Linked DNA regions of Homo sapiens: region 1 is linked to region 2. Evidence: read pairs that join two places in POLR2A ChIA-PET (ENCODE). Cell type or tissue: Caco-2. All regions are shown on one strand. Each heading gives the region's core, and the rest is flanking DNA. Links, peaks and the distances in the headings are about the cores only. Region 1 holds the start of LOC124901354 (small integral membrane protein 30-like). Region 2 overlaps SLC35A1 (solute carrier family 35 member A1).

Region 1 (2,817 bases), core at 156-2,655, 410 kb before region 2:
TGCAAAATACAGGATTTTCAGGCAGTGCTTCAAAATTAAGACCTTAGGGAAAGCAGTTTCAAAAGCAAAAATAGATGCCACCAGTCCCCATTCTTATTTGAGATCTTATGCCAAATTAAATAGGGCTTTGATAATCATCTGGCACAGCAGTTCTCAATCAGTGATGCACATTAGAAACAACTGTGGAGTTTTAAAGTATACATAAACTTGGGCTCAAGCACTGGGATTCTAATTCACTGGGTCTAAGGTTCAGCACAACATCTGTCATGTTTAAAGTCTTGGATAAGTATATGATTTTTTTTTAATTAGGAAGCACATATCTAAAGGTAAGACCTCTCTGTTCCCTAAAGGAACAAGAAATCCTGCCTTCTATTCTCCGATTGAATTTGGAATCACTAATGTAGCCTCCATTTATCCATATGGGAAAAATGAATCAGGCCACCAAGTTCCCACCACCACAGAAAGAGTCACTATCAGAGCTGAAATGGCATCAAGGATTTTCTTTTTCTTTCTTTTCCTTTTTTTTTTTTTTTTTTTTTGAGACAGAGTCTCACTCACTCTGTAGCCCATGCTGGAGTGTAATCACAGTAGTGTAATCACAGTTCACTCCAACCTCCGCCTCCCTCCTCAGCCTCCTGAGTAGCTGGGACTACAGGCACATGCCACCATTCCTGGATAACTTTTGTACCTTTTTTTGTAGAGATGGGGTTTCATCATGTTGCCCAGACTGGTCTCGAACTCCTGGGCTCAAGTGATCCAGCTGCCTTGGCCTCCCAAAGTGGGATTTTCTTAACCAGTAATTGGTCCCCATTATTTGCAGCCAAGTATAATTATAATCATTAAATCCTGCTTATCAAAGTTACTTTTAGAACTATTTATGGTCATTATCTGGCTATGAACAGACTGTCAGTGTGTTCCTGGACCAAACTGAGGGTCGGGCTGCTATTTTTCGCAGCCCAATAACAAGATGCAGATGAACTGGGGAGGAAGAGAGTTTTTATTTCTGTGACCGATTACAGGGAGAAGGCCTGGAAATTATCATCAGACCAACTCAAAATTACAAAGTTTCCCAGAGCTGATATACCTTCTAAGCTATATGTCTACATGTAAGTATGCATTCATCTAAAGACATACGTGATTAACTTATTGTAATCTATAACTAAGGTCTGAGTCCTGAAGACCTTTCTCTGGAGCCTCAGTAAATTTACTTAATCTAAATGGGTCCAGGTGCTGGGGTGATTACCCTTATCTTGCCTCCTGCTAAATCACAGAGGTTTGAGGAGTTCCTTCAGATCCCCAATAAACTTGTTTGTGGAGGCCTGGGGAGTTTCTTCAGACCCACAATAAAACTTGTTTAACCCTAAATGGGTCCTAGTAAGAATTCCTTCATTATTTGGTCATGCTTTAAGGCCCAGGAAAGGCCTACGCAAAACTCTTCATGGGCGTTTGTTACATCCCAGCCTTTGTATAAGGGCGCTGGCTTTTAATATTTAACTTAACCACTCAGTCAGTGCTGAAACAGCTGTTAGTGAGGCCTGGCCTGCCACAAGTGTGAGGCAGTAGAACAGTGGCATTTCCTTTCTCTTTGTAGATGGGATAAAAGCTATGTGAAAATCCTATGTAATGTACCTCTGCCTGCCCTCACACATTCAAGCCACACCAGCTGGCTTTTTCTCACTCAGCATGTCAAGTGGCCTCTAGATGGGTTGGGCCTAAACAGACAGGAACATGGCCCCTGGCATGGAGCAGGCACTGGGGTGGGGACCCAGCTGGGGCCTGGGAGCAGTCCAATCTGGCTGGAAGAACATGTCCTCTACTCAGGGGAGGCTGGTCAGCATTAGGGAAGTCCACCATGGAGTAACAATGAATGGAGTCACATGGTCACCAAGAATTCAGAGGCGGTTGAAATCTGGAAATCCACCAAGAGCTAGACTTTCTTCATCTGGAAAGGCATTGAATTAGGCCCTATGCCTGCTTCTGAGTCTTCTTGAAACTAAGTAAAAGGGCAAAAAGCTGATTTGCACAAGATTCATTTTCTGCTCTAATAAGCATAGAAAATTATGTTAGATAAATGTTTAATGAGACTGAAAGTCAAGGAAGAATATGTCACAGGGGACTCTGATTAAGGAACATATAAGTAGCTTAATTGACTTTCTTTACTGATTTTTAAAAAATAAAAAAAGGGCCGGGTGCGGTGACTCACGCCTGTAATCCCAGCACTTTGGGAGTCGAAGGCAGGGGGGTCAAGAAATCGAGACCATCCTGGCCAAAATGGTGAAACCCCGTCTTCACTAAAAATACAAAAATTAGCTGGGCGTGGTGGCACGGGCCTGCAGTCCCAGCTACTCGGGAGGCTGAGCCAGGAGAATCACTTGAACCCAGGAGGCAGAGGTTGCAGTGAGCCAAGATCACGCCACTGCACTCCAGCCTGGCAACAGAGCGAGACTCCATTTCAAAAAAAATAGTAGTAACAGAGATAATTATTTTACTAACCTCCTTACATAGATTGACAGCAAAACTTTCCTTAGAGTGGCACACCAGCCCCTTTGTCACCTGGGTCTCACATCTTGATTTAGCCATGACTCCCACAGTTCCCAGCCCACAGCACTGAACCCCTGTGCAGAGTCCTAGACTACTTCCTCCCTCACTCCATGCCTCTGAGCTGTTCCATCTCACTGGAATGTCCTTGGTTCTCCTTTTCAACCTTGTGAAATCATGTGAACGGTCAAAGCCCAGCGTAGACATTTCCACTTCCATAAAGTGGTCCCTGTCCCAACCTCCTACTGCAGGGAGAGCTGATTCCCCCATCTCTGCACT
Region 2 (2,817 bases), core at 54-2,553:
TTCCCCCATATTTCCAGAAAAATACTGCAGAGTTAGTGTAAAAATTAGTAACATTTGCTCAATGTTGATTTGAGTTTTCTGGAGAATGAATACAGGGAAAGGAAAAGAAATTACTATTTAAATGGAAAAAAATTAAACTTCATTTAAAACTATGATTAAATGAAGTAAAAGCTTCTTCCTTTTTGCCCATTCTTTACACTGTGATAAAGTACAATAACTTTATAGGGTTGATACAAAGTATTATACTAGAACTTCAATTTTTTTGGAACTGTGCAAAGCTTAATCTCATTATAGAGCAGTCCATTTGGTGGTTTGTTTATTTAGTATGGTCTCTGATGCTGTTTGCTCAGTAATGTTCTTTGCTTAGTGAATAGTCTTGGCTAATTGTTAAAGTACATATATTATACGGGAGTGGGAGGTGGGGGCAGAAACTTATCGAAGTAGCACCTGAAACCATGTTTTGGTTATAATTAAGGTTCACTTAGATAATAACATACCACTGCCATATTCAAATCTGTGTTTCATTCCTTCCAAACATTGGAAGCAAATAGTCATTCTAAGTTGTTTCAAGGTATTGTTAATAAGATATAATGGGACAGTCAGGTTCACGCATTCATTTATTTAGTTAGAAAATACCTATCAAACCTCAATTATATACTCAACACTATTCTAGTGTTTTCACTAGAACACTGCAAATTAAAAAGGTGTAGTTCTGCCCTCATGGACTTATAGTCTGTTGGAGAACCAAATATTATAATAAATAATAAATAGGTGATGTTATGAGGGAAAAGTAGAGGGTGCTACAAACATGCATGATAGAGGGCCTGCATTTGGATTAAAGGGTTTCCTCTCTGAGGAAGTTACGTTTAAACCTAGACCTGTCAATTGAGTAGACTTTAGGCAAGAAAAGAGCAGAGAGGAGGCAGAGAACTGCGTGTTTGAAATCCCTGAGGCAGAAAAGTCCTTGACTTTGGTGCTGAGATGAAGCAGGAGAGGTCATCAGGGTATCACAGTAGTAGTATGGACCTGTTAAGGATTTTAGATTTAATCTGAAGTGCATTAGAAAAATCATTGAGTGGAGCCAGGTGCGGTGGCTCACACCTATAATCTCAGCACTTTGGGAGGCTGAGGCAGGTGGATCACTTGAGGTCAGGAGTTCAAGACCAGCCTGGCCAACATGGTAAAACCCCATCTCTACTAAAAATACAAAAATTAGCTGGGCGTGGTGGCACATGCCTGTATTCTAGCTACTTGGGAGGCTGAGGCAGGAGAATTGCTTGAACTTGGGAGGCAGAGGTTGTAGTGAGCTGAGATCACACCACTGCACTCCAGCCTGGGTGACAGAGCAAGACTCCGTCTCAAAAGAAAAAAAAGAAAAAGAAAGTCATTAAATGGTTTAAGTGAGGGACTAACATAGAACCCATGTTGAGAGTCACTTTGACCTCTTTGAGAATGAATTAGAAGTAGGGAAACAATAGAGGCAAGAGATAATCAGCTAGGATGACAGCACAGGTCACGAAGAGAAGTTAATGGATTTGAGTTATGCTCTGGCAGTAGAATCTGTAGGACTTCGTGATGGGTTTGGATAACCTGCTCCTAGGGGATATACAGGGTAGTTTCCTGTGAGCAACTGATCACATTTTTGTCAATTAATCAATACAATAACCTTGTTTTGTGTGTGCTTCAATCTAAAGACACTTTATTTAATGTACATTATTGATTAATTAGCATTGAACTCATGGCCAACAGCACTATAACATGCCTGAACAAAGCTTATCTATCACATGTATTTTCTCCATAATATATAGCATATCCTTCTTATACTTAGGAACATCAGACAGTGCGTCAGCCCTACAATGCTTGGGAGCCATTTAAACAAAATCACCAACACAAAGCACAAAAATGCAAAAAATGTGGTACTGAATAGATTGCACTTGTTTATGATCTGAAAGCGGAAACAAGGCAGAATGTTAACTTGTTCAGCGTCAGCCAGGAATGTGCACACTTGGTGAATCAAATTTTTTGCCACTCTGCACATGTCTGCCAATGACTGCAAGTGTTACCAGCATTGATTTGGGGGTTACAGATACATTTTAATGAGTGGAGAATTCACACGTACAGTCCATGAATAATAATAATCAACTATAGTAGGGGAAGGAAAGGGAGGTATCAGGAAGCATATCTGTGTTTCCTAGTATAAACAATTGGGTAGAGTTATTATTATTTTTGTTTTTTGAAACAGGAAAAACAGATTTGGGGGAAAAAGATATCAACAGTTTGATTTTGGGTAGGTATAATTTAAAGTTTTTAATGTCTTGAGACATCCAAATGGGCAGTTGGATTAAATGGGTCTGGAACTCAGAAGAGAGGTCTGGGCTAGAGATATAAATTTGGGAGTTCTTATCACATAAAAGTATTTAATCTCATGGAATTGGAAGACATTGTTAAAAAACAATGATCGTGTAAAAACAATCTTATTTGTAATGTCATTTGACTCCATGTACCTTAAAGATTGCTGTTTTCTGGACAGGATAACCAGAAACCCCAGGACTAATATAAAGAGGAACACATGATAGGTGTGCTCTGTTTAGAGAAATGGAAGGCAGCTTGTTTAAGAAACAACAAAGGAGTGCTTGCTTTGGCAGCACATAATACTAAAAATTTGGACAGTACAGAGAAGATAGCATGGCCCCTGTGCAAGGATGACATGCAGATTTGTAAAGCATTCCACATTCAAAAAACAAAGGAGTCAGTCTGGTACTGAGGCAGTGCCCTAGAACTTTGTAAGAGTTAAATTAAGCAGGCCAGGGTAGGTAT

What was found. Peaks named below come from ENCODE experiments on the same cell type or tissue, not always from the same donor. Only the 100,000 strongest peaks of a DNase experiment are listed, where the experiment ranks them.
Region 1: POLR2A ChIA-PET joins it to region 2 with 7 read pairs; 2 of 35 experiments call an interaction of 5 or more read pairs at or near these places.

The regions. Positions count from the first base shown.
Region 1 is chr6:87,072,705-87,075,521 of GRCh38, forward strand. LOC124901354 (small integral membrane protein 30-like) reads right to left here and starts at 885. Exons shown (of 2, transcript XM_047419629.1): 1 at 864-885. The coding sequence starts at 885. In Caco-2, for the core only: no CTCF peak of the experiment used is centred there; a DNase peak (open chromatin) is centred at 1,347.
Region 2 is chr6:87,485,816-87,488,632 of GRCh38, forward strand. All of the region lies in intron 2 of SLC35A1 (solute carrier family 35 member A1), which reads left to right. It also overlaps the pseudogene RNU6-444P. Among named protein-coding and RNA genes, the nearest start is that of SLC35A1, 14 kb to the left of the region's middle. In Caco-2, for the core only: no CTCF peak of the experiment used is centred there; no DNase peak of the experiment used is centred there.